2 separate regions of the Homo sapiens genome follow, and region 2 is linked to region 1. A link is a loop called in an ENCODE intact Hi-C map of the cell type or tissue named here. Cell type or tissue: GM12878. All regions are shown on one strand. Links, peaks and the distances in the headings refer to the core of each region. The heading gives the core; the rest is flanking DNA.

The links. Peaks named below come from ENCODE experiments on the same cell type or tissue, not always from the same donor. Only the 100,000 strongest peaks of a DNase experiment are listed, where the experiment ranks them.
Region 2: a loop joins it to region 1, with 3 times the contacts of the local background. A loop is called at or near these places in 2 of 110 quality-filtered maps.

Annotation. Positions count from the first base shown.
Region 1 is chr3:28,111,044-28,128,101 of GRCh38, reverse strand. All of the region lies in intron 2 of LOC105377008 (a long non-coding RNA gene), which reads left to right. Among named protein-coding and RNA genes, the nearest start is that of LINC01967, 91 kb to the right of the region's middle. In GM12878, for the core only: no CTCF peak of the experiment used is centred there; no DNase peak of the experiment used is centred there.
Region 2 is chr3:28,029,329-28,046,386 of GRCh38, reverse strand. No RefSeq gene overlaps it. Among named protein-coding and RNA genes, the nearest start is that of LINC01967, 9.3 kb to the right of the region's middle. In GM12878, for the core only: no CTCF peak of the experiment used is centred there; a DNase peak (open chromatin) is centred at 9,184.

The DNA of each region.
Region 1 (17,058 bases), core at 4,408-12,407:
AAGTTGTGCAATCATTACCATTATCTAATTTTAGAACATTTAATCATCCCCAAAAAACCCCCTATACTCAATTAGCAGTCACTCCCATTTATAACTCCCTACTTTCAGCTTCTTCCAACCACTTTCTGTCTCTATGAATTTGCCTATTCTGGACATTTCATATAAGTGAAATCCTACTGTTTGTGACCTTTTCCAACCAGGCTCGTTCGCACAGTGTCTTCAAGGTTCATCCATGCTGTAACATGTATCTACACTTCATTATTTTTTATGACTGAATAATATTCAATTGTGTGGATACACCACATTTTTTCATCCACTCATCAGCTAATAAACATTTGGGTTATTTCTACTTTTTAGTTATTGTGAATAGTGCTCCTATGAACATTTGTGTACAAGTTTTTATGTAGACATATGTTTTTAATTCTGAGTCATTCAATCTTGGAATTACATGTGGGTCATGAACAGTCCAACCTAGACCCTTTTCAAAATCTCTCCCCCAGTTCGAGATGATAGGAAGATTAGGCTACATATCTGTAGTAACAAACTATAAATTTACACTTAAAACAACACAAATTTATTATCTTTCAGTTCCGGAGGTCAGAAGTCCAAAATGGATTTCTCTGAGCTAAAAACCAGGTGTTGGTGGGTTCTAGAGGGTAATCTCTTTCTTTGCCTTTTCCAGCTTCTGGAAGCTGCCTGTATTGCTCGGCTTGTGGCTCACTTCCCTCTTCAAAGCCCCCTGTTTTCTCACGCTGCATCACTGTAACTCTGACTCTCTCTTCCACATTTAAAGGACTCTTGTGGTTACATTTGGCCCACCCAAGTAATCTAAGATAATCTCTTTATTTTAAGGTCATCTAATTATCAACCTTAATTTCAACTGCAATCTTGATTCTGCCTTACATGTACCATAACATAGCATATTCACAGATTCTGGCACAGCCACTTTGTGCGGGGCATTATTCTGCCTATCACAATATCTTTTAGCTGTCTTGGAATCTCTTGTCCTAATCCTTTAGGAATAATTGTTTGAAAACACACACACACACACACACACTTCCTAAGGAAAATACAGATAGAAGACAGTCTAAATCAATACCTTAAAAAAAAATTACCTGTTGTGAATGCAAAATATATAGCCACTTTAAAAGTAGTTTGGTAGTTTCTTACAAAATTAAGCATAGGCTCCAGTAGTCATACTCCTTAGTATTCACCCAAACGAAGTGAAGACCTACATCCACACAAAACCCTTCATATGGATGTTTATAGCAGCTTTATTCATAATCATCAAAATTTGGAAGCAATCAAGGTGTCCTTCAGGAAATATAAATAAATAAATAAATAAATAAATAAATAGGCCAGATGCAGTGGCTCACGCCTGTAATCCCAGCACTTTGAGAGGCTGAGGTGGGCGAATCACCTGAGGTCAGGGGTTCGAGCCTGGCCAACATGGTGAAACCCTGTCTCTACTAAAAGTACAAAAATTAGCTGGGCATGGTGGCGGGCACTTGTGATCCCAGCTACTCGGGAGGCTGAGGCAGGAGAATCACTTGAACCTGGGAGGCGGAAATTGCAATGAGCCAAGATCATGCCACTGCACTCCAGCCTGAGTGACAGAGCAAGACTCTGTCTCAATAAATAAATAAATAAATAAATAAGCTAATGAACCACATAAAGACATGGAGGAAATTTAAGTGGATAATGCTAAGTGAAAGAAGCCAATCTGAAAAGGCTATCTATTGTATTATATCAAATATATGACGTTCTGGAAAAGGCAAAACAATGGAGATAGTAAAAAAGCCAGTGGTTGGGCCGGGCGCGGTGGCTCACGCCTGTAATCCCAGCACTTTGGGAGGCCGAGGCGGGTGGATCATGAGGTCAGGAGATCGAGACCATCCTGGCTAACAAGGTGAAACCCCGTCTCTACTAAATATACAAAAAATTAGCCGGGCGCGGTGGCGGGCGCCTGTAGTCCCAGCTACTCGGGAGGCTGAGGCAGGAGAATGGCGTGAACCCGGGAAGCGGAGCTTGCAGTGAGCCGAGATTGCGCCACTGCAGTCCGCAGTCTGGCCTGGGCGACAGAGCGAGACTCCGTCTCAAAAAAAAAAAAAAAAAAAAAAAAAAAGCCAGTGGTTGCCAGAAGCTGGGATGGGAGGAGTGAGGGATGAATAGGTGGAACACAGGGAAATTTTAGGGCAGTAAGACTATTCTGTATGATACTGTAATGGTGGATGCATGTCATTGTATATTTGCCAAAATCCAAAGAATGTGCAACAATAAGAATGAACTTAATGTAAACTGTAGACTTTAGTTAATGTATCGATATTAGCTCATCAATTGTCACAAATGTCCCATACTAATGCAAGATGTTAACAATAGAGGAAACTGTCTGTGGAGGGGTGAGAGGACATACAGAAACTCTGTATTTTCTGCTCATTGTTTCTGTAAACCTAAACCTGCTCCAAAAAACAAACATTTTCAATTATTTTAACAATATAATCTAAGAGATGCATTGTAATCACTATAAAAATAAGGTTTTACATCATTTCTCAGAACAGTGTGGCTTTTGGAACTGCCCTTCTCAAATATTTGCATTTCATAAATCTTTCTCTACATGTGTGTCATTTTCCCCAAACAAAAAGTCAAACAGCTTCAAAAATAAATTCTAGTCTCTACCTCACAAAAGGTAGAAGAGCTTTATAACTTTTAAGTGACAGTTTTTCCAGAATCAACTCATTGATGTTTCCAACATTCTTAAGATCCAGTCTCAGTTGCCACCATCTTGCCACACGCATAATATGGTTAAATAAGTCTAAGAACAAGCCTCCCCGCTTAGCACCTCTGTATATTAGCTGAAATTCAAAGGAAATTCATTTCAGATAACAGCCATTGTACATTTAATCTCAAGGTAAGTTATTTGTGCACTTTCTAAGTCATCTTCAGACCCCCAGGGAATTTGTTCCTTTAGAAAAGAAGAACAGTCTCCACTAGTGAATACTGAAATAGACATCTGAGAATTGCCATCATTTCCTGTTTTTCTGTGAGGGTTTTTTGGCAGGTCAAACTTGCTCATTATCACTTCTATTAAAAAATTACGAAAATTGAAATCAATCACCAAGAAAGTGAGTTTATTTACATCTTAGGCAAGATTCTGGGCTCGTATGGGGATATGGTTTCAGCAAAGGTTTACAGAAAAGACTGTACAATTTGTTAAGCTCAATAACTATTTAGTTTGGTCACTCTTTCACACTGAGTGTGCCACGATTAGGAATCTTGAGTAACTTTCTAGCAAGTACTGTAAAGTGTCCATGATGTTAACCTCCTTAAAACCTCATAAGTTAGCCTGCCACAATTTCATGGATGCTGGTAGAAAACATGAGACTCTCTGGGTCAGAGACAGAGGACTTTATTAGGCACGGCACAGCAGGCAGCATGAGTATCTGCATATTTGGCCTGTTCTCTTTGTCCTTAAGTCCCACAAGGGCAATACGGGCCTAGACGGATGCAGTAGGTTGTGTTACAGGAGAGCAGCCCTGAGCTTAGGGAATGTGAATTTATTTTTGCTGGCCAATAAACATATCAGCCCTTCACTTTGGAGGAAGATATTGGCTTCCGAAGCTATAAGCAAACCTACCCTTTGCCCTGGAGGGAGATATGATCTCCATCTTCCAAGGATTTTCATTATACAAAAATCTTTGAAATGATATTCTGGGAAAAGGTTGGAGAGTGCATGGCTCACAAGACATGCAGAAATAAGTTGTGTTCAACACTTTCCCTGAAGTTTCTGACATGCACTGCACTCCATATAATAAGGTGATTCTACTGATCTGACAGACCTGCTTACATTTTAATATGTATTTTGGATGTTCCTCCCTATCAGAGGCAGTGATTTGTCCAGAAACATCCGGTGTCACCCAGTGCCCCTTATAACTGAAGTCTGATAAGTGGTGTGGTCTGTGACCAGAGAGATTAATCCAAGCTAATGACCATATGTGGGCACTGGACCAATAAACTTAGACTCAATCAGTTGCACTAGAAACCATTTAATAGACTAAACTAGATCCTGGGAAAAATTGTAAATTCCTTTATTGGAATTCCTATCAATCATGAATCCCACTGATACAACTTTTGTTATCAAACCATCCTCTCTAGCCCTCTTCTTCTGCCATAGTTTATGTCCTCTTCTTGTTCTATAGGACTATTGTAATTGTCTCCTCTCTTTTCTTGTTGGCTCCTTTTTTCCCAGTCTTGCCTAACTCTAATTCACCATTTACACAGCTGCCAGAATAAATTTCTAAAATGCAAATCTAAACATGTCACTTCTGTTCTAAAAAATCTACAATACATTTTATCCTACAGACTGTAGGATAAACTTCAAACCTTTTAGTATAGGACATGTATCTTTCCATAATTTGACTCTTGATTAAAACTTTAAGCACAACACTTCATCCCACTCCTCTAGCACTTTCATTTGTAAAATGGAGAGATAATAATAGCATCTATCTCCTCAATTGCTATGAGTTACATGGATTAACATGTGCAAATTGATTAGGACAAAGCCTCATAATAATTGCCTAAGAAGTGTCATGAGAAGAGTAATTCTTTAGCCACATTGAACTGCTATCAATTTCCCCAATAGGCCAGATCAACCATTACCTGCTCTATGAAGGCGTTTTGAATACTTCATAGTCTTGGACTCTCGACTTTTCTCATCACAGTGCCTATAATATTGGCTTTCCCCCAGCCAAATGCTTCCAATTCACTCTCCCTCCTAAAGGGTAAAATCTAGGGGAAAGGGTTGATATTTTTTAAATGTTTGGATTCCCAAGGGTATCCCATTGTTTGGCACATAAAAGATGGTAAGTATTTATTGAACAGTGCTGTATGCTATTTCTGCTTGAAATGGAAATGTGACCAGCAGATCTTTCCATGCTCTTTTCAAGTCTTTTGGTTTTGCAGGTACAGCTATTAATTACAGGTCTTCTGGCTGTCTTTGTTTTCCTTTTTCTCTTTAAGGCCCACATAGTACCTTTGCTCAGAAACCCAGTAGTTTCTGAATATCACATCTTAGCCCCCTTCCCATCCCTGGGGCTACAAGTGTTATTACAAATGAAGAACATAGGAGTCAGATGCATGCCCTTTCTGGTTTTGAAATTTATCAGGCAGACTTCTGGGTACTTATTTTCTAGTTAGTCTAGAAACTTAATGTAGAAATATCTCACCTTATAAGATCCATTTACTTAGGATTTATGTGAAAGGAAGGTGCTATTTCTTTGCTGCTGTATTTTGTCTCACTATCTCTTCTTGTTAGTTTTCATTTCTGTATGTAATTTTCCATGTAGATGATACAAAATAAAACGAGAAACATATTCAAGGAATATTCTATGTACTTAGTTATTATCTTTAAGAATATATGATTCTGATCACTTTGCTAAGGTGGTATCTACCATCTTTCTCCGTTGCAAAACTACTATTTCTTTTTTTAAGATTAGTAAGTATTTATAAGGAGATACTTTGAGATTGTGTAAATATTCTGTTTCTCATCAAATTTTTACACACTAACTTAGCATCCACTGATAATTCTTGTCTGGGTCAAATATTACCATGAAGTTTGCAACAGTGGTGGTTTTCAAGCTTACTTCATATGCCTCTTATGTGATGCACGAAGAAGGAAATTGCATATATAGTGCTCCTGCCAAAAAAAACTTGAGTCTAATCATGAGAAAACATCAGACAAGCCAAAAGTTGAGAGTGTACTATGAAAGAAATTGTCTGTAATCTTAAAAATGTCAATATCATGAAAGAAGAGGGAAGGCTGGGAAACCGTTACAGATTACAGGCGCCCTAAAAAATAGGACAACTAAACGCAGTGTGTGGTTTTAGACTGGATATTGAACCAGAAAAGTTTCCTATAAAGACATATTGGGACAGTTAGTGAAACTGAGATATTTACTATAGATTAGATATTATCTAATAGCTAATATCTATATTATCTAATATCTATATTGTATCAATGTTAAATTTTTTAAATACAATAACTACATCGTGCTTAAGTGAAAATAATACTGTTAAGAAATAAATAATGATGATTAAGGGGTAATAGGGAATGATATTGGCAATTTATTCTCAAATGGTTCAGAAAAATCAGTATGCATATATACAGTTAAAGCAAGAATGATCAGGCAAGTGTGGCAAAATGTTAACAATGGGTAAATCTAGGTAAAATCTCTTTGTACTATTCTTATAATTTATGTTTGAAATAGTTTCAAAAAAAGTTAAAACAGTTGCTTTGTGTGAAAACAAATGTATGATTTTATAATCTTGGACACAATACTATTTTGGTTGTGAAAAATATTTAAGAATTTTATATAGAAGTATGTTCTTTTGATTTCTATTTCTTAACTGCAAGGAACTTCTCTCTCTGTTTCTCCAATTTCAGAGAAACTCCTATTTATAAAACCAAAATAGGTGAGGATTTACAAAAAGTAAGGAAAACTAGAAAAAATGACATAATCAGACCTTTGGAACCTCGGAGCATCAATAATTGCAATTTATGACTCAGGGGTATCTTTAAAAATCTAGCCATTCTCTCAGCAGCTTGTGGTCATTGACCTTTTGCCTGAAGACAACGCTATTCTCAGGACTTGCTTTTTCCTGTTTCTGATTCGCTCTGCTGTGTCTGTTTCTCTTTGTGTGTTTAGTATTCAAAATTCCTCAAAGGAAGATATAATTGAGTTACTTAATAACCACCTAATACTGAGCACTACAGCTGGGCAGAGTTCCCACACCATTCCATATCATAAGCAGCTGGACTCTCTTAGTTTGAACTCAGGACCCCAATTTGATGTGCATCAGAGTCAACCAAACTTCAGACTTAGCAGCCTCAACAACAGAGTTGGTAGTCTATGTTACATTATGAATTCATGGTCGTGTGAGCTATGGGCAGTGTATTATGTCCATAGGACACAAAGGAGAGAAACCTATGAGGAAGGAACCATCTGTGACCACTTTCTTCAAAGGGGACATTGCCTTCTCCCTCCCTGGGCCTATGTAAGGAAATGAGGATTTGCTAGAGCCTGTCTGATTAAATCTGTATATTCTCCATAGGAAAACAAAATAATTTTACTTTCTTTATCTAAGCCACTGGGTAGGTATCAAGAAAGTATGGTCACTAAAAAAACAGAATGAAATCCTGTTATTTGTGGCAACATGGATGAGCATGGAAGACATTATGTTAAGTAAAATAAGCCAGGCATGGGTAAGATAAATACTACATCTTACTCCTATGTGGAAGCTGAATAAGTTGATCACACACAAATAGAGAATATAATAGTAATTACTAGAGATAGGGAAGGATACAGCGAGGGAGATAGGGAGAGACTGGTTAATGGATAGAACATTATAGCTAGGTAGGAGGAATAAGTTCTAATTTTTCTACAGCACAGTAGGGTAACTATCATTAGCAGTTATTATTTAGTTTATATTTTCAAATAGCTAGAAGAGAGGATTTTTAATGTTCCCAACTCCAAAAAGTGATCATTGTTTGAGGTAATGTACTAATTACCCTGATTTTGATCATTACACATTGTATACAGGTATTGAAATATCACACTGTATCCCATAAATGTGTATAATTATTATGTGCCAATTAAAGATAATGCAAAATTAATCTTAGCAAAAGAAAGGAAGGAAGTTAAGTCCCTTGTGCCACAAAGCACATGAAGTTCAAAGTCACAGAGACTGGCTCCAATTCCTACACCCATGACTTATTGGCTACATGGCTTTGGAAAATGAACCTGTATAAATCTTGGTTTCTTTGTCGGTACGGTGAAGATGAGAATAATAGCTCTTTGGAAGATTAACTGATCCTATGAGAGGGTTGTTGTGGAGATTAAATAAAATGTGTATAAAGCATTTAGCATAGTGTTTGGCTCTTAATAAGAAGCCAGTAAAAGAAAATAGATGTTATTACTGTAAAATCTGCTTTGGAGTCACTGGCCATCTGTAGCTAAGGGCAGTATATGAAGCTTTTTTCAGTAAATTAATTTGTGGGTGTTGGGAGTTACCCTGTATTTTTAGCTTCTTTGCTTTCTAATTTTTTAAATCATTTTTTATTTTGAAATAGTTTAAGACTCACAGGAATTTGCACAAATAATTTCCATACACCCTTCACCCAGCTTCACCCAAAGATGCCATATAACTATATTATGTCGTGTAAACCAGGAAATTGATATTTGAATAAACTGTTAACTAAAATATAGACCTTATTTGGATTTCACTGTCTGGATTTTTCTCCTTTCTTCCAATTTATTCTCATCCTAATCTATTTCTTTCTCTTCTTCCAGATGCATTTATAGTTTACAGGTAACATATTCCAAATTTAGGATGAACAAAATGAAGCATTCTATCTCACTGAACAATACGATCAGATATTTATTAGGGCTTCGTTCTAGTGTAGTCATCATACTCCTAGTAAGATGGTTAAGAACTTTTCTTTAAAATATTGATCTTTCTTGACATACAAGAAAGATGCATTCTTAAGGGAAGTCCAATCCTTCTAAAGACACATAAGGCAAAGGGAATTTTGGCTTTGAAAATAATCAAAGAACATTATATTACATCACAGCAATTGTCACTACAGCTGGTTAATATATTATCAGCACGTGAATATAATGATCCTCTAAAATTTGTCAACTCTGGCCCCAAAGAATAGAAGACACCAACGTCCAATAGGCAGGACACTAAGAGCCACAAATTGGCTTCCCAACCCCTGTAGATTGATGGGAATAACCCCTTCCCAGGCCTAACACTTTTCTCTGCATCCTGAAATGTGGTGATACCAAACGCAGGTTCAGTGAAGGAAGGCCTTTAGTTTGGACAGTTGTGTAAGAAAAGAAAATATGCAATTCATTCTCATTCATGCCTTGTGTGCCCTGTTTTTCCAAAAGATTTGTAAAATTTTTGACAGTTCATATATTTATATTTGGAATCACAATTTAGGTCTGAAATAGATTTTTTGAAACTTCTTTCACAGATACTTCAATTGTGGTTTTGTGTTTTGTTTTATACTTTTTATTTTGAAACAAATACCGACTCACAGGAAACTGCAAAAATAATACAGAGATCCCTGGGTACTCATTACCCAGCTTCTCCCAATAGCAGTATCATGCATAACTATAGTACAATATCAAAATCAGGAAACTGACATTGGTAAAATACAATACAAAACTGAGTAGTATTCAGACTTTGCCAATTCTTACATGAACTCATTTCCCTGCGTGTGCATGCATGTGTGTGGTTCTATGTAATTTTATCCTGTGTATTGATTCATGCAGCCACAATCAAGACACAGAGCTCTTTTATCATTACAAGGAAACTCCCTGTGCTACTTCTCACTCAGCAGTTCTATCCCCTGGTGTCTTATTCACTGCTCCCACTATCTTAGACTCATCTAAATATGTTTTTCCCCCCAGAAAAATTCAAGCTGTAAATATGGTTTAAAGTCCCACTTGATGGAATTAGGATAGTCTTTGACATACATGTCTTAACCAGACAAATGGTTTCTATCTGGAAAAATGTTTAACTCAAAAATTAGATTTTGCATTGCTTTTAATTAATCATGCAATGAGGTGAAGAAGATTTTTAACTTTTAAATAGTAGATCTTAGTAATTTTCTCTAAAGGAATGAACTGTCTTTGGAAAAATACATGAAGAAGTGACTGTGCAGAAGGTGAGCCCTTAGAGAGTCTCGGTGTGAGTTGGTGCTGGAACTTCTAAGGAAGGGAGGAACTCAGCTGTAAAACAAGGGCAGGAGTATGTTGTTTTGCATCTCAAAGGGAAAGGGAAGTGAGTGGCCACAGGACATTTTTAAGAGTGTGGATGCTTAGAATTCCCTTTAAGTTTATTTACCTTAGTGTAGTTTGAGCTCCTCTTTCATCTTAGCCCAGAACTTTTCAAGAAAGTCTGTTAAACTTATTTTCATTTGTTTTTGTATTCATTCATTTACTTGACAAATATTAATTGAACAAATTTTATGTTCTCAGCATATTCTAGCCTTTGAGGTTACAGCAGTGACTATGTCCAGGTCTGTGATCTCATGGAGCTTATATTCTAGTTGGGAAGAGAGGGTAAACAGATAAATAAATATACAGCATGTTAGCTACTATCAAATATTATAAAGAGAAATAAAGCAGGGTATTGAGGTAGAGAGTGGGAGGGTGCATGTGTGTTACTTTAGATAGGGGGGTCAGAGGAGGTGGCATTTCAGTGGTAATCCAGATGCAGTGAGGGCGCAACCTGAGCAGATATCTGGGAGGATCCCATCCCAGGCTGAGGGAACAGCAAGTGAAAGGCCCCTGAAGTTGAAGTCATTTGGCACCTTTAAGAAACAGAAAACAGGACAGTGTGCCTTGAGAGCAGTGCAAACAGGCAGTTTTAGGAAATGATGCACATCATCGTTGTGGAAAGTAAGGCAGGACTGAGTTCCATATAGTGAAATTAGTAGAAGAGAAAAAACTTCTAGAATTCAGGGGTCTGAAACTTGCGCTAGCTCTGAGAATACAAGCCATCATTTCCCTCTCTCAACTCAGAAACTTTATATAGTACTTTGAACTTCTGGAACATAGGAATTGCTAGCGGTTGAGGACATTAGAGGCAAGGAGGTGCTAACTGACATACAGGTTTATTTGACACAACTCTTTAGAAATACTTGAACCTTTGTCAAAACTTTTATTTTAGATCATCATCATAGCTTTCCAACAAGCCATCGTGTTACTACAGTGTTCCAGTCATTCTTTAATAAGGCTCATTAAAATTTAATAATAAAATCTCTAGGATGTAAATTACATGAGCATGACATCTTTGTCTCCTACTCCACAATTTCTCTGACCTCTACAAAAGTTCCGGGCACATAATAGGAGCTCAGTAAGTACTTGCAAAAGGAATGAAAGTAATAAACCACTTATTCAGTTTTGAAATCCAAACAGTGCACATATCCATCCTTAAAAAAATAAATTTGTTTGTTTACTTAAAACTTTAATGTCATGAATAATTTTGTATTGGTGACTTTTCTCTAATCAGAAGGTAAATAGTACACAGCCCATTACTTCATTTTGGCTTCCTAAGTAGAGTATATTTATTAAAAAATACAATTTGATTATGGAGCATCTGTAATAGCCTCTAAGATTTTTCAAGTAATCAAAGCTTAATTCATATAGCCAATATTCTCATCCAGATTTTGTGACATATTACCAAGTATCAGTTTGAGTAGTGTCAATCTAAACTGAAAATATGCCAGGTTTATTAACACCAGCATTAATAGACTTTTAATTAAGTTGCTGATTCTGTCAGTAATACAGTTTACTGTTGTTCCTGAAAAGAGTTGTATAAGCATTTCTTTTTAGATAATGTTTATTCCGTAATTTTTATTTCTTACAAGTGGAGAGTGGGGCAAAGTTTGAACAAATGTGCAAGAAGCCAAGCAAAATTACATGACATGTTGTTTGCTCTAAAAAAAGAGGTTCTCAGCATCATGCAATATACCCATGTAACAAACCTGCTCATGTACCCCCAAATCTAAAATAGAAGTTGAAATTATAATTAAAAAATAATAAATATATTTTAATTTGTTCCTCAAAATATAAAGTCTTGCTTATCAGGAATTTTAAATGTACTATTTAACGAGTTAAAAATTACTTTTTAAAATGTATAGATTGATCCCTCTGGAATCCTGGTTCTTGGATAGGTGGTTGACAGCATCTTCAAGAGTGTTTATAATGTATCTTTCAGTGTGCTGGAAGTGAAAATTACATTTCTCATGCTGTTTTATGCTCATAAGGATTTCTACCTTTATTCTCCCATGCTGTAATAAATGCTATGTCTTTGTACCAAACATACAATACAAAAAGGCACTTGCATCCATAAAAACTGCATAAGATGTGATATTCCAGACTCATTATATAATTTAGATATTCAGTCAAAAAGCAGAGACTTTATTTTCTGAACCAGAAGGCATAGTCCTTAAAAGATTATTACTATTTAAATGTTAGAACCATGCAGTCTAAATGAGAATATTTACCCAAAATATGTTGCCATTCACATTCATTAATTTGTCTGTCAATATTTTGCTCTGTATCCAACCCAAACAAGTTGGGTTTTAGAAATGTTATCTTTCTGTACAGAATAATTTGATTCAGATCTTCAAGTCTAAAGTTAGATTTGTCCTAGCTCATGAAACCTCAGCAACTGTTTTTATATTTCTTTCATTGATTATTATTTCATATATCAACTTAGTTCTTTGTATCTGACCTTTGTTTGGAGGTATGGATTCCTTTAAAGCAGTGGTTCCTCACCGTTTTTGGCACCAGGAACTGGTTTCTTGGAAGACAATTTTTCCACAGACGGGAAGGTAGGATTGGAAGGATGGTTTTGGGGATGAAACTGCTCCACCTCAGATCATCAGGCATTAGATTCTCATAAGGTGCACTCAATCTAGATCCTCCACATGTGCAGTTCACAATAGGGTATGTACTCCTATGAGAATCTAATGCCACTGCTGATCTGACAGGAGGCAGAGCTCAGGTGGTAATGCTTACTCACCCCTGCTCACTTCCTGCTGTGCAGCCTGGTTCCTAACAGGCCAGGGACTAGTATCAGTCTGCAGCCCTGGGGTTGGGGACCCCTGCTTTAAGTGGAAAACACATGCAGCTTTTTAAGGGAATACTCACTCTTCTTATGAGATATACATCCACTTTACTTTCTATGTCATCACCATTGTAGCTTCTGCCAAGGAGTAATTTAGCCCTGGTGATAGATTGATTGCAAAAATGTTTCCAAATTCTCTACCCCTCTCTCTGTCCTTGCTGTTTGCCACGTGACTTTGCACCTCCTCTCAAGAAGTAGATTCTATTTCCCCACTCCTTGACTCTTTGAAGCTGGGCTGACCTTGTGACTTGCTTTAGTCAACAGAACACTGCAAACACTGAGCCTGAGCCTTGTGTACTTTCGCTCTGTCTCTTGGACCTTTCACCACGTGAATGAGCCTAGCCCAGCCTGCTAAAGGATGGAGACCACACGGAACAGAGCTGAGTCCCCCCATTGAGGACATCCTAGACCTGTCAATCTGTCAGCTAACTGCTGATGCATGAGCCAGCTCATTTGAGACCAGCTGATCCCAGAGCAAATCATCAAAACCACCAGCCAACCCATACATTTGTGAACAAAATGTACGTTTATGGTTGTATGCCACTGAGGTTTGGTAGTTTCTTGTTACACAGTATTATTGCGGCAATAAACAACAAATATAGCCCTTAATGTTGTTTTCGTGCAATTGGCTGCAAAGATTCTTAGAGGGCAATGCTAATCAAGCAACTGATATTGAGTTCCTATGTACTTAACATCATATCTCTCCCATAGAAGGGGCTCCAGAAATATTTACTGAATTTACAAATAAGTAAACTTATTCACTGAATACACTATACTTGATGTTATGTGAGAGACATTTCTTTAGAAGGTTGCATTTCCATAAATATTAAAAATTAGAAATAATTCTCCCTAGAGATTCCATAGGAAGGCCTTGTGGCCAACTTTCCTGGGGAGCCAAAATGGAAACTACTGACATCACCCCCACATCCTTGGAGCTCTCAGGCAGGGCTGGTGTTGGTGGCCTCAGACTTGTGGCTGCTCTTTTGCCTATGGTTTCCATGGGTATGCCAGACGCATGGCCTGTACCTTCCCAGCTGTATGGCCACCTACCTTACGTTGTCTTGCCTTGCCTATGCATGCCTTTGTCCACTTCATTCCAGGGGATGCTCTTGGTTTCTGCTGACTGCATTCTCTGCCCCACTGCACGTTTAATTTGGACCTAGCCCTTTAAACTTCAGCTCAGTTGGGATCACTGGCAACGTTCCCACACTTTCTGGGGTCTGCTAAAGGCAATTCCCCTTCTCAATTGCCTTCTAGGCTTTTACATTCATTGTGTCGATTTATTTTCAAAGCAAGCCTCCAAAGGAGATACTGTTATCTTAACTGAAAACACAGGTTCAGAGAGGTTTGTCACTTGTCCCAGGGTACAGTGTTAGTAAATGGAGGATTAGGAACTAGTCTGAAGTCATGGCCTGTGCCCTAAATCCTGTGCACTGAACTACACACTGCTGTCCCCTTATTTGCTACCAACTTACAATGTGAGTGTGAGCAATTTATTTAACTACCCCGGGTGTTGGTTTCACCATTTTTAATATGAAGGCATTAGTTTAGGATGGTCTATAATGGCCCATACAATTTCCAGTATATATTTTTTGACTTACTTAGAAATGTGTTTTTTCATTTACTAAACATGTTGGCTTTTTAGATTAAAAAAAAATCATCTCTTTTGCATTGTGGTTAGAGAACATAATCTGCATGACACCTGGTATCAAAACATTTTGAGATTTGTTTTGTAGACTAGCAAGTGATGAATTTTCATAAACTTTCTGTCTAGGATGTGTACTGTTTAATCATTGGTTTTGGGATTCTATATATGCTTATAAGATCAGGACAGTCATTATGATGTTCAAGTTTTCTATAGGCTTATTGATCTATTTGTTTGTTAACTGTGACAGTGAGTATGGTAAAATCATGCCACGATTGTGGATTTGTAAATTTGTATTTTTACTTCTTTTAGTTTTTGCTTCATATATATATATATATATATATATATATATATATGAAGAGAGAGAGAGACAGAGAGAGACAGAGTTTCGCTGTCGCCCAGGCTGGAGTGCAGTGGTGTGATCTCGGCTCACTGCAACCTCCACCTCCTGGGTTCAAGTGATTATCCTGCCTCAGCCTCCCAAGTAGCTGGGACTACAGGCATGCACCACCACGCCCGGCTAATGTTTTGTATTTTTAGTAGAGATGGGGTTTCACTGTGTTAGCTAGGATGGTCTCGATCTCCTGACCCTGTGATCTGCCCGCCGCGGCCTCCCAAAGTGCTGAGATTACTGGCATGAGCCACTATGCCTGGCCTGCTTCATATATTTTAGGGTGTGTTATTATGTCCATAAAAGTTTAGACTTTAAGAAATATTCCCATGAATTGTATGTTTTATTATTAGAAAATGTCTGTCTTTATCTCTAGTAATGGTTTTAGCCTTAGAGAGTGTTTTGTCCGATATTACCATAGGTAAACAGACGCTTAAACAAGCATGTCTCACGAGAGGCAATAAAAATGCATCCTTATTTTTTTCTTCTAGTCTTTGAAATATATTCACTGGGGAGAAATTTTCCCTGACTCTGGGAAAAATTCTGGACTCAGGTTTTTCCATAGGTAATAGAAAGTTCAATGGTGACTTTAGATAGCAAAACATCTTAAATTAATAATTACATTATCTAGTATGATTAAAATGAAACCCTATGTTGTAGACACAGAGATGTGCAGCTCACATCTCTGTCAAAACAGCATTTTCTTCCCAGCTGTAGGGATTGCCAGGACTGATGATAAGAAAGGCTGTTACAGAACTTGACTCCCAAATAGCAATGGGTATAATGGAACACAAAAAACAGAGGTCAGTGGTGATGCTCGACCCCCAGAAGCCAGGGGCACAATTATTATTATGACTGGCAAAGTTGAAGTGCTAGCCATGACAGCTTGACTTGCAGAGAGTTTTGAGACAGCTAATGTAATGTGAGTACTAAGGACAAAAGAGGTATCCAACAAAGGTATTACTCAGCTTGTACCAGCAGGAGAAATCAAGAGCTGTTGACCAGGAAAATGAGAGCAGACCCCCACTGAAAAGTCACAATCCCCATTCCAGTTTCAAACTCAGAATCCATTGACCAAAGAGGTGAACTGGTCCAAAGCAGGGAAGATCCTATAATACCATAACAGGTATACATGATAATTACTCCCTCAGTCCTTAAAAGGTACTTATGGCCACTTACTTGGGCAGCTGTTCACTGAGGTAAGGATAATTTCCATACTTTTTGAAGATGTATGGACATAGGGTCTGAGTTGACGCTGATGGCCAAAGACATGAAGTGTCATCATGTTCCCCTGGATAGAGTAGGAACAAATGGCAGGCAGGTGATAAATGGAGTCCTGGCCACCATATTTCTTACAGGATCCACTGGGTCTATAGACCTCCTGGAAGTTGCTTCCCTTGCCCCTGAATTGTCATTGAGTTGGACATATTGTCAGATTCTGTGACCCCCATATTGGGATTTTGTGGTCTATGGAGTAAGAGCAATCATAGTGGAGAAAGCCAAGTAGAAGCCTTGAAATTTGCCCACCCAATGACCAAGATAGTTAATCAAAATCAATATTGCATCCTGGAAGCGGGAAGCCTACAGTACAGATTAGTAATAACTTTAAAGATTTAAGGGATGCAGGGGTAATCATTTCCAACATATCTTCATCTGACTGAGCATTCTGGTGCTGCAGAAACCAGATGAATTCTGAAGGGCAACTTGAAATCAGTGATTCTTAACTGGTGGTGATTTTGAACCCCAGGGGTCATTTGCAATATCAGGAGTCATTTTGGTTGTCACCACTGTGTATATGTGTAGTGATGCTACTGGCATTTAGTGGATTGAATCCAGGGTTGCTGCTAAGTATCCTATGATATAAAGAACAGCCACCTATGACAAAGAATTATATGGCCCAAAATGTCAGTAGTGCTGAGGTTGAGAAATCCTACTGAAAAGTACCATTAGCACAATGAAGTATTAGCTCTGATTGCAGCCATTATGCTGAATGTGATCTTTGCTACTGCAGATAAATAGGGCCTCCAAAACATGGTATGTAGTCATTTATTTGGCAAATAATATCTTGACTAGCTCAATAAAGAAAGGAAATCAGAAACAGCCACTGTCACTTGGAATAGTTAACAATATGCATTCATAATTTTACCTCCAGCTGGCAGCTCTTTTAGGGTTGGCCTCAGTTGCAGAGAGCTGACCTGGTTGAGGTCACATCCTTTCTGTGGCATCTTGCATCTTATGGCTGAGCAAGACAGTGGTGTACAGGCCCACACATTCTGGCCCAAGACAGAGAAATGCTGAGCCAGAGTACCCTGCCAGGTTG
Region 2 (17,058 bases), core at 4,558-12,557, 82 kb after region 1:
TCTTCTATACACTTGCTGATTCTCTCTTACATATTCTACCAATTGATGAGAGAGCAGCATTAAGCTCTCCAAGTACAATTGTAGATTTGCCTATTTTTCTTCTCAGCTCTAAAACATTTGCTTCATAAATTTAGAAACTCAGTTGTTAGGTGCATACACATTTAGGATTGTTATGTCTTCTTGGAAAACTGAATCCTTTATCATTATGGTCCTCTTTATCTCTGATAATATCTTCCTTTTGAAGTCGATGTTGTCTGATATTATTATAGCCGCTCCAGACTTCTTTTTATTAGTGTTGTTGCATATCTTTTTTCCCTCCTTTTATTTTCAACCTATTTAAGTCTTTATATCTAAAGTGTTTCTTGTAGATAGCATATGGATATTTTATGTTCTCATCCAATCTGATAATTTTCATATTTTAATTAGTACAGGTAAATGATTTAAGTTTAATATAATTATGAATAGGATTGTATTAAACTGTACTATTTTACTAGGTATTTTCCATTTGTTTCCTCTTCTGTCTTTTTTTTTTTTTTTACTTCTTTTTCTACTTAGTTTTGGATTAAGTTTTTTTATGATTCTAGTTTATCTCCACTGTTGGATTTTTATTTATGCCTCTTTTTAAAGTATTTTACTGGTTGTCTTAGGATTTGCAATATACATTTACTGGTACAAAAGCAGGCACATAGACCAATGGAACAGAATAAAGAACCCAGAATAAAGGCACTCACCTACAGCATCTGATCTTTGACAAAGTTGACAAAAATAAGCAATGGGGAAAGGACTCCCTATTTAGTAAGTGGTATTGGGATAGCTGGCTGGCTGCTACATGCAGAAGAATGAAACTAAATCCCCACCTTTCACCATATGTAAAACTTAACTCAAGATGGACAAAAGACTTAAATATAAGACCTCAAACTATAAGAATCCTAGAAGAAAACATCATTCTGGACATTGTCCTTGGGAAAGAATGCATGATTAAGTCCTCAAAAGCAATTGCAACAAAAACAAAAATTGACAAGTGAGACCTAATTAAACTAAAGCACTCTGTAAAGCAAAAGAAGCCATCAACAGAGTAAACAGAACCTACAGAATGAGAAAAAATATTTGCAACCTATACAATTGACAAAGATTTGATGTCCAGAATCTATCAGGAAGTTAAACAATGCAACAAGCAAAACACAAATAACTCCATAAAAAAATAGACAAAAGATATGAACAGACAATTCTCAAAAGAAGACATATAAGCGGCCAACAAGCATATGAAAAAATGCTCAGCAACACGAATCATCAGAGAAATGCAAATCAAAACCACAATGAAATATCATCTCACACGCGTCAGAATGGCTATTATTAAAAAATCAAAAAACAGATTCTGGTGAGGCTGCAGAGAAAAGGAGCTGCCTATGCACTGTCAGTGGAAATATAAATTAGTTCAGCCACTGCGGAAAACTGTTTGGAGATTTCTCAAAGAACTTAAAACTACTATTTGACCCAGCAACCCCATTACTGGATATGTATCAAAAAGAAAATAAATTGTTCTACCAAAAGACACATACTTATATGTTCATCACAGCACTACTAGTAATAGCAAAGACATGGAATCAACCTAGGTACTCATCAACGGTTTACTGTATAAGGAAGATGTGGTACATATACACAAATACCGCACAGCCATAAAAATGAATGGAACCATGTCCTTTGTAACAACATGGATACAGCTGGAGGTAATTATCCTAAGGAAATTAATGCAGGAACAGAAAAACAAATATTGCATGGTCTTGCTTTAAGTGGGATCTACATGCTAGGTACTTATGAACATAAAGATGGCAAAAATAGACATTGGGGACTTATAGGAAGGGGAAGGAGGGGAGGGACATAAGGGTTGAAAAACTAACTGTTGGGTATTATGCTCACTATCTGGGCGATGTGATCTTTAGAAGCCAACCCTCCGCATCATGCAATATACCCATGTAGCAAACCTGTACATGTACCTCATGAATCTAAAATAAAGGTTAAAGTCATTTAAAAATTTACTATGTATATATATAATTTTCGTGTCTATTTTTAAATAACAGAATATCACATAGTGTAAGGGTCTTACTTCCAACTCTTCTCTTCCTTTTTCTATGCTATTGTTGACATTTATTTTACTTTTATATATGCTATTTACCCCCAATATATTGCTGCTATTTTTTTTGTTTAGGCAGTCAACTTCTTTTAGAATGATGAATAATATGAAAATATATTTTTATATTTATTTCCATTTTAAATTACTTTCAGAACTCTTTATTTCTTCATGTAGATCTAGGTTTCTATCTAGTGTCATATTCCTTTTGCTTGAAGAATTTCTTTTAACATTTCATGTAAAGTCAGCCTATTGGTAATAACATCTTTCTAATTTTATTTGTCTGAAAGACCATTATTTTACCTTCATTCTTGAAAAGTATTTTCACTGGCTACAGGATACTAGGATAGCCACTTTCATTTTTAGTATTTTAAAGATGTCACTTTCTTCTGACTTGCATAGTGTTTGTCAAGAAATCTGCTTATCTTTATTTTTCGGTAAGTAATATGTATTTCTTTCTTTTTTCGTCTGGCTGCCTTCAAGATTTCCTCTTTATCTTTGCATTAAGTCTGGATTTAATATGTCTAGGTATGTCTGTTTTTGTGTGTGGGGCGGGGAGTGTATGTGTATTTGGGGAGGGCATATTGATCCAGCTTAAGGTTCTCTAAATTTCTTAAATCTGTGGTTGACATATTTTATTATTTTTGGAGAATTCTTCATTATCTTTTCAAATATTTTTCCCTGCAGTCTCTCTCTTCTTCTGAGTTATTAATTATATATTAGAATGTTTGATATTGTTCCATAACTCTTGAGTGCACTGTTCTTTCTTCTTCTCTCACTTTTTTTATCCTCTGTGTTCTCAGCTTTAGTAATTTTTATTGATCTCTTTCCATGTTCACTGATTATTTCCTTGGCTATATCATGCCTGCAAATGAGCCCTTCAAAAGCATTGTTCTTTTCTGTTATCATGATTTTATTTCTAGTAGTCCCACTTGACTCTGCCTTATAATTTCTATTTCTCTGCTGAAATTCCCCATCTATTCACAAATGGCCTCCACTTTTTCCACTGGAAACTGGGTCAGGAAGGGGATGGAAAGCCTCCATGAAAAGACATGACTCTAGTAGAACTGGCAGATCATATAATTTATGGTTATGGATCTGAATTTGAATTTACCTATCAGAAAAGAGAAGTCATTCTGTCACTTTTAGATTTGTTTAAAGAAGCTTTTAAAATCTAGATTGACTGCAGTTTGAATCTGATTCCCAGCCATGCCTCTCAATTGACTCAACTGGTAGTAGGCACTTAGCATGTCTTAACATTTTCAAACAATTTTACCCACAGCAGCCCAGCTTTTCTTTGTCTTTGTCTGTAAGTATAGCCTAGGCCATCTGGTCTTTTTCTCCCAGGTGTGAGAAACTAGATGTTATCTTGCCTACTGTCTTCCTTTACTAATGTTGCTAGTGAAATAATGACTCTGCCTGAATAGAAGTAAAGTACTAATGAGACAATAACAAAGACCAACGCTACCATTTATCAAGTACTTGCCACATACTAGTGGCAGAAAAGATAAAGAATCAGAGGCACCAGGAATTGAATTATCATACACAAGTTTGCAGATGTAAGAGGCTGATGTAGAATTCCAGCCCAGTGTCTTAACTATTCCTCAAGTATATTGGTATCTGCCCAATACCATTTAAAAAAACTGCTCTATAGAGCGATGACTCTCAAATGGAATATCTTAGGTTAATAAAAATTTTCTGTGGAGGAGCTGACTTTTGAAGATGATACTAAGGGTCTTAAAGAAGAAAGTTTCATTTCCTCTGAGAAGCCCTGTCATTCCTAGATTGTAGAAATCTCTTTCTCCCCAGTGTTGAAAGCCTGCTCAGATGTCACCCTTAGAAACAACAGCAACTGTGACAGTAAAAGGCAGACAATGGAAGGTATAACCAAAATCCTGAGTCCCTACCTCCCACTTCAGGGTTGACGAGCTACACTGAGACCTGTGGCCTAGGCTTGGGACCCAGCTGCTAAAAGCACTTTCTTTGGTTTCTCCTAAGTGGGCTCTGTAAGAAACCCAGTGATTGTGAATGCTTTAGACAGGCACAGCTGTGGGGGAGCAGGGGAGCATCTTCTTGTATTTCTATAAAGAAAACAAGTTGACCATATATTTGGATCTATCCAAGGATGCTGAAATTGCTGCTTTTTAAATGTTTAAAATTTTTGAGGGAGGATAAAAGCATTCAGATAGTGGTAGCCAGATTTTGTCCAATTTCATAGACATTTAATCTTTCCTGTCCTTCTTGTGGGAGCATGTAAATACAATTTTTATTATTATAAAAAATGATAATGTCACACATGGTGCAGTTTTTTATATTCTATAAAGCATTTTACATATACTATTTCATTTTATCTGAAGAGAACACTAAGGCAGATGGAGAAATTGAAGCATGTTCTAGCAAAGAGGCTTGCCCTAGAGAACAAAGTAAGGAAGCATCAGAGCTGAGTCTGGGTCTCTACCCTCTATGATGACATGACTTGTTAACTCAACTTGTCTTCTGGATACCTTTGTCCAGACTCCTAGTCTTTATCCTGGAGATAAGTCAGTGGGATCATTCCATTCTTGTTCCCTTTCCATGTAGCCCCCCATAACTCGGAGAATCCCAGCCAATTAATAGTTTCATTAGCAATGCCTGTTTCTACACATCCTTATTAACCCTGGCTATCGACAATAGTTTAAAAAATTTACTTATCTTATTACAGGTGGAAAATGGTAGCTCAAGGTCATTTTAGTTAATCTTCTTATCCTTGCTAGAAATTGAGTACCTTCTCATAGAGGTACAGACGATTTATATTTCTTCTTTCATGAATTGCCTCTTTATCCTCTGCCTGATATATGTTTATAAATCTTCATATTTTTAATATTTTCAAACCAATTTAAAAGTATTTCTCTTATAAACTACATATGTACTTTTTTCCTTTTACATCTGAACATCTTTGTTTTTGATGGAAGTTCAAGCCATTGCCTTTTGTTGTGATTACATGTGTATTTGATTTTATTTCTGTCATCTTGTTTTATTTTCTATTTGATATGAAATTTTTTCTCATTCACTGGATTGACGGAGTTGTCTTTGTCCCCTTTTCAGTTTTGTGCTTGTGTTGTGCTGTGTCTTACAAAAGCATCTTGGAATCTCTACATCCTATTTCTAGGTAGCTCATGTTTAGCCATGTAATTTTCTTTCTTTCTTTTTTTTTTTTTTTTTTTTGAAACGGAGTCTCACTCTGTCACCCAAGCTGGAATGCAGTGGAGTGACCTTGGCTCACTGCTGCCCCTGCCTTCTGGGTTCAAGCAATTCTCCTGCCTCACCCTCTTAAGTAGCTGGGATTACAGATGTGTGTCACCATGCCTGGATAATTTTTGTATTTTTAGTAGAAACAGAGTTTCACCATGTTGGCCAGGCTGGTCCTGAACTCCTGAGCTCAAGTGATCTGCCTGCCTCGGCCTCCCAAAATGCTGAGATTACAGGTCTGAGCCACTGCACCTGACCAGCCATGTATTTTTAATGTATATAAACATATTTTCCTATTATCGAAGATAAATCAATATTTACAACCCACACCCTTCAAACAAGTGTTTGGTGTACTTTCATTCCTTCCTTTCCCTCTAGAATTATTTTAATTATTTTGAATTCCAGATTTTAATTTTTCTGTATTTATTATTTATGTCTTTCCAAATATTTTGGGATTATTGCTTGTATACTCATTTTTAGAAATTCAAGCATGGGGTGATTAATACACGCAGCTAATGTGGGTTTTCCTCAGCAGAAGTAAAGTATTATCTCTGCAGTAGGCTCTGCTCTCACTGGGAAGGTTCTCTCCAGTGAACAGAGAATGACAAAATCTAGGCTTTTCTAAGGATGAGGGCCAAGAGCATGGCACCTTCATTCATGGTTGCCAAACTTAGGAGGTAATGTGCTTCAACGCTTTGCACTTCAAGAAGGAGCTACCTTTCTATCTTATACCTGAATTTATAGTCATGCTTTACTTTTCTCTCCTGTCAAAATGCTCACTTTTTATCCCTGAAACAAAGTCTCTGATTTGTTTGGAGGCCATTATCATAGTTTTAACCTGGACAGAAAACCATGACCAACTGCTGAATATGGGCAGACAGATAAATGAGTGTAGAGATCAACAGCCATGCTTATTCAACTGCTCTTTAATAAATTATCTCAGAGATCACCACTTGACTCAGCCCTTGCTGAGTTTCCATGGAGAAGAATTGCATTGCACCCTACTCATGGTGCAATTTGGGCTTGTCAGTTCATGCTTTGATTTTTTTTTCAAATCAGTCAGTCGTTTCTCCTTGTGTTTTCCAGAGATTGCCAAAATTTCTGATTCAGAAATGGCACCTTTCCTCATTTACAACCTTTAATTAGAGTTACTGACATTTCACACATGTGGAACCTGAGGCTTAGAGAAGGCAACCTTGAGAAGCAGGAGATATTATCCAGGGATAACATGTCTTATCATGTTACAGCATTGATAAGGTGGAGAAGTTGAGAACCATTCTTGGGAGCCAGCTCTACCTTTCCCATCATTGTGCAAATAAATCACAGTTTAAAGCACCAAATAATACTGTCTTCTCAGTTTCTTTCTTTAAGAAGCTGCTATTTACCTGGTCTGTTCCAGCTATGAGATGTGCCATGATCCATTAAGAACACATTGTCTTTGGGCAACTGGGGAAACGTAGTAGCCAGAGCATATAGAAATATATGAGGAAATCCTCCTTACCCCATCACCTTTTTGTTAATTTATTTAACCAAAACGTGTTGATTGCCTACTACTTACCATACACTGTTAATATTTAGTTCACTGTGGTAAATAACATAGGCAAATTCTCTTTTCTCACGCAGCCTGTAGTCACCACTGTGACCTCACATTGATGATTAGCTCTTGGCTTCTACTTTTGCCTCTTTACCTCAATTCTACTAAGTAAAAAACTTTTACTGATCAGTACAGTAAAGAAATTGCATTAATCTAACTTGGAAACTATCTCTAGTAGTGTATTATGAAATCAAAATAGGATTTTATTAACATTTAAGTATGGCCAACTGAGTCACACCTTTTTTAAAATGACTTTGTCTTAGGTCTTTTTTGGAAAAACACTAGAGAGAAGAATGTGAGTCCAAAATTTGTATTGATTCAGTGAAAACTTCTGAACAATCTTTTTCATATTGAACAGTCTATGGCCATCTTAATGAAATGGGGGCATATAAGATACTCAGTAAACGTGAGAAACTAAGTGGGATTCAAAGAAGGACCAAACCTTGAGACAACATGTGGCTTTGAGGATATTCAGCTCACATATTTAGGCCTTGTTCTCCTTGCCCCGCCCCCCACCACCCCCACCCCGACCCCAAGGAAGATGGCATTAAATGATGTCTAAGGTCTTCTAGCAGTAATCTGTAATAGAAATATAATACAGCAAACTGTTTTCAACTTTTATATTTTCACCACATAGGACTTTCCTTGAGGTTAGTAGAAGTTCTAAGGAGGAAGCACAAAAGAGAGACATGGCGATTGAACCTACAAAGCAATAGTCTGTTAAATTCACAAGATTACTGTTGGGTATTATGTCTTAAATTCCCCAATAAGGTATTAGAATGAGCTACTTTCTGAGGAAGGGCTCATGTTTTAATAACTAGACAGGAGCCTTCCCTTGTTGCCTGTGAAGTCTCAATGACAATAGAAATCACTTTGGGGAGAAAAATCAAAGCAAGAGGATGAAGTTTCTTTTTATAAGATGGTGTATGGCAGGGTGTGGTGGCTCACGCCTGTAATACCAGCACTTTGGGAGGCTGAGATGGGCAAATCACCTGAGGTCAGGAGTTTGAGACCATCCTGGGGAACATGGCAAAACCCCGTCTTTACTAAAAATACAAAAATTAGCCAGGCATGGTGGCAGGCACCTGTAATCCCAGCTACTTAGGAGGCTGAGGCAGGAGAATTGTTTGAACCTGGGAGGCGGAGGTTGCAGTGAGTGGAGATCTCACCATTGCAATCCAGCCTGGGCAACAAGAGTGAGACTCCATCTCAAAAAAAAAAAATAAAGAAAAGAAAAGAAAAAACAAAGAAAAGGAAAGAAAGAAAGAAAGAAAGAAAGAAAGAAAGAAAGAAAGAAAGAAGAGATGGTGTGAGATGGAGATACAGTTTTTGGGTTTTGGATTTTTTTTAATCCTTCCATGTCCCTTCACAGAAAAGAGCTGGAAAAAGCAAGCTTTGGGATCTGAAAATGGTAGGATTTACTTTTTGCTGCAATTCACACCTTTCCCAAAGAAATTCCTTAGAAACCCCAGTAATTGGTAAATGATGTTTTCTTGAATTGGTCTCCCAAATTGCCACTAGGAGAGAGTGAGATATTGCTATACATCTTACCAGCAGCCTACTGTTGATACTCTATTTAAAAGGGTCCCTTTAGACTATAAACGAAAAGTGTGTCCGTGAAGAGTTGCTCCAAGGCTCTTCTTGGAGAAGAATATCTTTCTTCTTCTATTTCTTTTTGCCCTTGTGTCACCTCCTGCACCTCCCTTCCAGAAACCCACTCATATACATATTGGACACACACACACACACACACACACACACACACACACACACTCTCTCTCTCTCTCTCTCTCACAAAAGTATTTAAATGGAGCCTGAAGAATATATTTGTTAAGAGCATAAGCTCAGGAGTCAGGTTGCCTGTATTCTCCATTTAACAGCTGTATGATCCTAAGCAAGTCATGTAACCTCTCTGTGCCTCAGTTTCCTCTACACCATAGGGTTGTTATAAGGATTAAATGGGCTCATCCTTGTGCAGCATTTAGCACAAGACTTATCACATTGTAAGTGCTCAATAAATGTTAGGAATTATGCTCATGATGAACTTACATTGTGCTTTCATTCTTACAGTATCCTGGGGAATGGATACCTTTGCAGGGACAGATTTTCAAATAAGATGCCCTCAAAGATGAGCCCAAACTGAGCTAGGTTTCCATGTGTGGGTGTGAGGTAGGTAAAGGGCTGTGTGGCTTGCCATTAGTTCTCACATGGGTTCAAGTCCTGATAGCAACTTGGGAACTGGGTGGTAATAACCTCTGTGTGCCCTTTCAAAGGAACAAAATTAAATGTCACTTGCCAGGTGCTGAAACTTACTCTGAGGACAGCAAGTTAAGGGAACTCCCTGTGTTAAACAAAGCTAAGTAAATGATCTGCTGTGATCAAAACCACTTTGGCAAAGCCCTACAGTGCTCCTTCTATAGATATATGTGCATATGTTCCTGTATGTGTTTCCCTTGGCATCACTTTGGGATGGAGGGAGAGAGGGTGGGTGGGTGGGGACTTTGGATGTGATACCGACAAATACAAGCAGTGGGAAACTTGAAAATTTCTGTCCACACGAACTCCCACTGTTTCCTTTTTTTTTTTTTTTTGCTCAATTGTGATAGGCTCTGGTTTCCTTTAAGTTTAGTTTTGAGTTTCAACCTTAAGTTAACTTTGGTTGCAATATCAGTATGATGCCCTTATACAAGAGCTGTGGTCACATGCATAGGGCTGCAAGGGACACCCGCCTGGTTGGGAATGATCTGCCCTCCATTTCCCAAACTTGGTGTCCGTCAGGTGAACCTAAGTCATAGTCCTTTAAACCTCTCTCTTCCAGTTAAAAAATTATCTACAAGGACAGCAAGTGAGAAATTCTTAGACGCCATACATCTTGCTTTTGTGGTTAATAGAGTTCAAATTTTCCATGCTGCTGAGAAGGGAGAGAAATTGTCATGTGCGTGACAAAACCCGTTTGTCTTGTATGGTTTTGGGAATAACAGGAACAAAAATATTTTTCCTCTCTTTCCATTTAATGTAATAAATGGTTCAAGATAACATGCATATAACTTACCACACAAACTTCCTGTATGCAAACATACAGGCTCTTAAAATGAACAAATTTTATAACAAAGAAAAAAATCCAGAAAACCAGAAAAATCCACCACCACACATACTACACAAAGCTTTGTGTAAATGCCAAAGAAGCTACCAAAAACTAGTAGTTGGAAGCTATAGTGAATTTAACAAAACTTTCTGTACTATTTTACGTTCCAACCTTTCATTAATAGAAGATCTTTTTCATTTTTATGAGGTCTGATGCCTGAAGTGGAGAAAGGAGACAGAGATGTCAGTGAACTCCCTATGATAATGCTTGGTGAAGTGATTGCATGGAAATGTGTGGATTTTTTTTTTTTTGCTTATATTTTGAGCTTCTACCAGCCAGCATTCATTCATTCATTTATTTACTTACTCATTCACTCACTCATGCATTCAGACTTCTGGTTCATAGTGTCAGCTAAAAGTTAAAGTCACAGCCATTGGCCAGAAAAAAAGAGAGCTGTGATACTGGCTAAGAGATCAACTGTGACTCCCAATGAGAGAAATTCCTCTAGAGATCTCTAAACACTGTCCTCTGGGAAACATAGGATGTAGAGAATAGCTGTGCACTCAGGGACATCAATTTATAGGCAGGAAGCTTTGCTTATGAGACTTAGAAGTTTCTGCAAGTTATAGATTGATGGTCAGGACTTTGGCTGCTGCTGGGAGAGGAGAAAGGCAATGAGATTCCAGAAGCTGACTGGGAAATCAACTGTTTATGCCTTTTAAATCTACTGGAAAATCCAAATGTCCCTTTCAAGGGACTTACTTCAAGACATCCCTTACAAGGCACCTTCTCCCATAGCCCTGCATTATGAAAGTATGTAAGTCCCATTTGCAGGAAATCTTACACCCAGAAACACACTCTCATTGATCTCTATCTTTGAAATATAGGTTCACACACAACATGTGCCTCAAAGACATAAAAGACCTGGCAACCCCCATGGCCAAGGTTAAGGTCACTATCTTCTAAAAGAAGTTAGTTTAGAGATTAGTCACACATCATGCAGGATAACCTTTGCCATTCCCTGCCCACCTTCTTTATGGTTAATTTCACAACAATCCCTTTCCTTTTCAAAAGTTTTGAGAAAAAAAAATCCTCTGCCTAATTTACATGTATGATTATATTAGCCTTTGCAAGAGTTCTAAAATGTGTCTGAAGCTTATAGCTGGACATTTGCTTTATTAAATGATCAGCTGGAATACCTAAGATCCTTGCTTACTCCTGATTACATTTCTAAATGCAAGGACAGGAATATGGGACCTTCAACTTTTAAGTGGTCCATATTACCTTTTAGGTTCCGGAAATGAGATGGCCCTGGATCTGCATATCTCCTCTAAGGGTGTTAACAATTGAACTGGAGAATTATAAGCCTTAAAGTGTTGACCTTTTTTTTCTAAAATGTGTGAACAAATTTCATGGAGTTGAACTGGATAACAAATGGCAAATATTGGACTATATGTTGAGTCATGCACACATGAGAACTGACAATTGTTAGCCATGTCTGTGGGGTATCATCATTGCAATTTGGAAATCACTTATTCAATGTGAGGGCAAAAAATAAAATAATTAAAAACTAATTTGTCAATGCATGTCTTTTAAAATACTCATTTCTATCTTTTATAAAACTATATTATTAAGCTATTCATAATCACTATATAATTTTATAACACTATATTATGAAGCAATTTATAATCACTATGTAATTCAGATTGGCCAGAAATATAAAATGAAGAAAATGCAGGTTTCTCACCTTCTTAGTATCTTCCCTTTCTTTCTTAGTATCCCTTTGGGTACTTTTACTCTTTTTAAACAGAAAACTCCATTTGGACTGGTGTTTTTCTAAATTAGTCAACAAACAAGAAATAATAAATGTTCACCAGAAACCATATGTACTAATCAGCTCTAACATTGCTGTAAAGAAATACCTGAGACCAGGTAATTTATAAAGAAAAGAGGTTTAATTTGCTCATGGTTGTGCAGGCTGTATAGGAAGCATGATGCTGGCCATCTGCTTAGCTTCTAGGGAGGCCTCAGGAAACTTACAATCATGGCGGAAGGCAAAGGAGAAGCAGGCTCATCTCACATGGCCAGAGCAGGATAAAGGGCCAGGGGAAGTGCTACACACTTTTATACAATCAGATCTCGTGAGAACTTTGTCATGAGAATGGTACCAAGGGGGTGGTGCTAAATCATTCATGAAGGATCTACCCCCGTTATCGAATCACTTCCCACCGAACCCCACCTCCAACGCTGGAGATTACAATTTGACATGAGATTTGGGAGGGGACAAAGATACAAGCCGTATCATTCTGTTTCTGGCCTCTTCAAATCTCATGTCCTTCTCACATTGCAAAATACAATCACCCCTTCTCAATAGTATTCCAAAGTTTTAACTCATTCCAGCATTAACTCAAAAGTCCAAAGACTCATCTGAGACAAGGCAAGTATCTTCCTCCTATGGACCTGTAAAATCAAAAACAACAGTAACATTACTCTCAAGATACAATGCAGATGCAGGCGTTGGGTAAACGTTGCCATTCCAAAAGGGAGAAATTGGCCAGAAGAAAGGGACTAAAGGCCCCAGGCAAGTCTGAAACATAGCAGGGCAGTTGTTAAATCTTAAAGCTCCAAAATAATCTCCTTTGACTCCATGTCTCACATCCAGGCCACACTGACCCAAGGAGTGGGCTCCCAAAGCCTTGGTTAGCTCTGCTCCTATGGCTTACCAGGGCCCGGCCCTCACAGCTGCTCTCACAGTTGTGTGCTGCTCTCAGTGTTGAGTGCCTGCAGCTTTTCAGGTGCAGGATGCAAGCTGTCAGTGGATCTACCATTCTGGGGTCTGGAGGATGGTGGCACTCTTCCATAGCTCCACTAGGCAGTGCCTCAGTGGGGACTCTGTGTGGGGGCTCCAACTCCACACTTCCCTTCTGCACTGTCCCAGTAGATGTTCTCTGTGAGGGTCCTACTCCTGCAACAGGCCTCTGCTTGGACATCTAGGCTTTTCTATACATCCTCTGAAATCTAGGCAGAAGCTGCCAAACCTCAACACTTGCATTCTGTGCACCTGCAGGCTTAATGCCACATGGAAACCACCAAGGCTTACAGTTTGCACACTTGAGCTGTACTTGGGCCCCTCTGAGCCACAGCTGGAGCTGAAGCAGCTGGGATGCAGACAGCAGTGTCCTGAGACTGCGTAGGGCAGCAGGAGATGGGAGGCCTTGGCCATGACCCAGGAAATCATTCTGTCTTCCTAGGCCTTTGGGCCTGTGATGGGCCGGGCTGCCACAAAGTTCTTTGAAATGCCTTCAAGGCCTTTTCCCCATTGTCTTGGCTATCAGCTCTTGCCTTCCTTTCAGTTATGCAAATTTCTGCAGGTGGCTTGAATTGCTCCCCTGAAAATGGACTTTTCTTTGCTGCCACATGGCCAGGCTGCAATTTTTTCAAACTTTTATGCTCCTTCCCTTTTAAATATAAGTTCCAGTTTTACCTCATTTCTTTGCTCATGCATATGAGCTCTTAGAAGCAGCCAGGTTAAATCTTGAACACTTTGCTGCTTAGAAATTTCTTCCCCCAGATACCCTAAATCATCACTCTAAATTTCAAAGTTCCACAGATCCTTAGGGCAGGAGCACAATGCCATCCTGTTCTTTGCTAACACATAACAAAAGTAACCTTTGCTCCAGTTCCCAATAAATTCCTCAACTCTGTCTGAGACCTCATCAGCCTCGTCATCTCTGTCCATATCACTATCAGCATTTAGGTCACAACAATTTAACAAGTCTCTAGGAAATTCCAAGCATTCCCTCATCTTCCTTTCTTTTCCTGAGTCCTCCACACTCTTCCAACTTCTGCCCATTATTCAATTCCAAAATTCCTTCCACATTTTCAGATATCTTTATGGCAATGTCCCACTCCTTTTACCAATTTTTTGTATTATTCAGTTTTCACATTGCTATAAAGAAATACCTGAGACTGGGTAATTTATAAAGAAAAAAGGTTTAATTGGCTCACGGTTCTACAGGCTATATAAGAAGCATGATGCTGGCATCCACTCAGCTTCTGGGGAGGCCTCAGGAAACTTACAATCATGACAGAAGACAAAGGGGAAACAGGCTTGTCTTCCATGGCCAAAGCAGGAGGAAGTTGTGGGGAGGTGCCACACACTTTTAAACAACCAGATCTCATGAGAACTCTATCATGAGAACCACACCAAAGGGATGGTGCTAAACCATTCATGAAGGATCCATCCCTGTGATCCAATTACCTCTCACCAGGCCCTACCTGCAACATTGGAGATTATGATTTGACATGAGATTTGGGTGGGGACACAGATGCAAACCATATCACCATATAGACACGAAGCATACCACATCCTTCTAAACCTATGATTAGATCTTCCTACCCTGCCAGATGGGATGTGCCCTACACTGTGAAAGTATCTAAGTCCCATTTGATGGCAATTTTACTTTCTCTGTGTTCCCTAGCACTTAGTACATATCTTAGAACATTGATTTATACTAGATTGTATTTATACATAATTTTCTGATACATACCATTATATCTCAATTTTCACATTGTCTTCTCTCACATCCTGGTTCCCCATTTGGTGCATGTGTGTTTCCATTGGCTTGTGTATTTCAAACTTCATCAAAGAATACTACCATCTCAATTCCAAATTTTTAAAAATTAGGTTTTCATTGATATTATTGTCCAGTTAATTTATTTACTAAGGTTGCCATAACAAAATACCACAGAATGGATGGCTTAAACAGAAATGTATTTTCTGACAGTTCTGGAGGCTAGAAGTCCAAGATCAAGGTGTCAGCAGGGTTGGTTTCTCCAGAGGCCTCTGGAGAGGCTTGCAAATGGCTGCCTTCTTGCTCTCTCCACATGGCCTTTCCTCTGAGAGTTTGCACTCCTGGTGTCTCTCTCTTCTTAAAAGGACACCAATCCTATTGGATTTGGACTCTGCCCTTATGATCTTATTTAACCCTAAGTTCCTCCTTAAAAGCCCTATCTCCAATTACAATCACATTAGGGTTTAGAGCTTTCATATATGAATTTGGGGCATAATTTATTCCACAATACCTGGTGTGGCAGGCAGCATATTTAAATGTCCCCTAAATTTCCTTCCCCCTGATGAACATGCTTCCTCACTTTAAAGATGATGGATTTTTTTTTTTTTTTGACAGAGTCTCCCTCTGTCGCCCAGGCTGGAGTGCAGTGGTGCGATCACAGCTCACTGCAAGCTCTGCCTCCTGGGTTCACGCCATTCTCCTGCCTCAGTCTCCCGTGTACTGGGACTACAGGTGCCCACCACCATGCCTGGCTAATTTTTTTGTATTTTTGGTAGAGACAGGGTTTCACCATGTTACCCAGGATGGTCCCAATCTCCTGACCTTTTGATCCACCCACCTCGGCCTCCCAGAATGTTGGGATTACAGGCGTGAGCCACTGTGCCTGGGCTAAAGGTGATGGATTTTATACTCCTGTGACTCAGTTACACTATATGACAGACTATACCTCCAGATAGTGAGATTATCCAGGTGGGCCAAGCCTAACTCTCAAACTCTTTAAAAGCAGAGAGTTTTCTCTGGCCAGTAGCAGAAGGAAAAATCAAAGAGACTTTATTTGATAGAAATATGATGTAAAGGAGGTTCTCTGTTGCTGAAAAGAGGGGTGCCACAAGTGCTAGAGTGGCCTGTAAGAGCTGACACCTACCCCTGCAGAGCTGTCAAGACAATATCTACCTCAGTCCTACAGTTGCAAAGAAATAAATTCTACCTACAACCTGAATGAATCTGGAAGTGGATTCTTCCCCAGAGACTCTAGAAGAGAACTCAGTCCAGTTGACACCTTGATTTCAGCTTTGTGATGCCTTGAGCAGAGAATCCAATCATGTCATGCAGGACTTTTGATCAACAGAACGGTGAAATAATAAGTGGATGTTATTTTAAACTGCTAACCACATGGAAATCTGTTACATAGAAATAGAATACTGATACACCTAGGTATTAACAGGTTGTCTGGGCCAACCATAGAGCCATGGAAACAAGTCATTGGAGCTAACTCTTCCTCTTCTAGTAATATAAAACAAAAGAAAATCCACATATCCTCTCCTTGCTCCATTAGGGAGAAAATAAAATTTTATTCTCCTCTCAGACTTCAAAGACTTGTTTCAGAGGGATCCCTGACTGAAATTTTGATCCACAGTATGTTTAAGAAAATACTGTAATTTATAAGTTTCTGTGAGTTTTGTGTGTGTGTGTGTAATACTGAAGTTGGAGGCTTTTGGATTTAGCAAACGCCATTCTGAGGTTTTTCAAATGCAGAAATAGATCAAAAGCTGTTTGGGTGGGGACTATGCAGACAGAGATCAAAGCATAATAAAGGAGGAAGATTTGGGAATGCAAGGGTTGGGAAGATCAGGACTGACAGCTGCAGATTGAGGGCAAGGAGAGGTAAGTTACATGGCAGGTTCTCAGGAGAAAAGACAGACCATGTGAAAGTCCTAGCAGGGAAATGTCTTTGGAGAAAAATTAAATTAAAGGACAATTGAATGAATATATATTAATTTGTTCTCTTGACTGAACTCTGCAGTTCTCTCCCTCTTTGACCCCAAAACTTCAGTCAAAGGCTATGAGACCTTTATGTGAGAGGGGAATGAAGGGCAAGTCTAATAAAGAGGACTGTAATGTTTCCTAACTCAACACTCTACTGATATCAACATAGTGGCAGCAGCATCTCACAGAGACAGGACAAAATCTCAGAGCTGCAGTCAGTGAAACTAGCAGAGGCTCAGGTCCAAGCCAAGGCCTGCAGACAGAACCTCATGATAAGAGAGAAGCAGCCTGCAATGGCTGTGATGGAGATTGCCTAAACAGAAATACAAATCCCTAGGACAAGGTTTCTGAGCCTTGGCACTATTAACATCTGGGGCCCAATAATTCTTGGTTGTGAGGTGCCATCCTGAACATCATAGGATGTTTAGCAGCAACCCAGGTCTCTACCTCTAGCACCACTCTT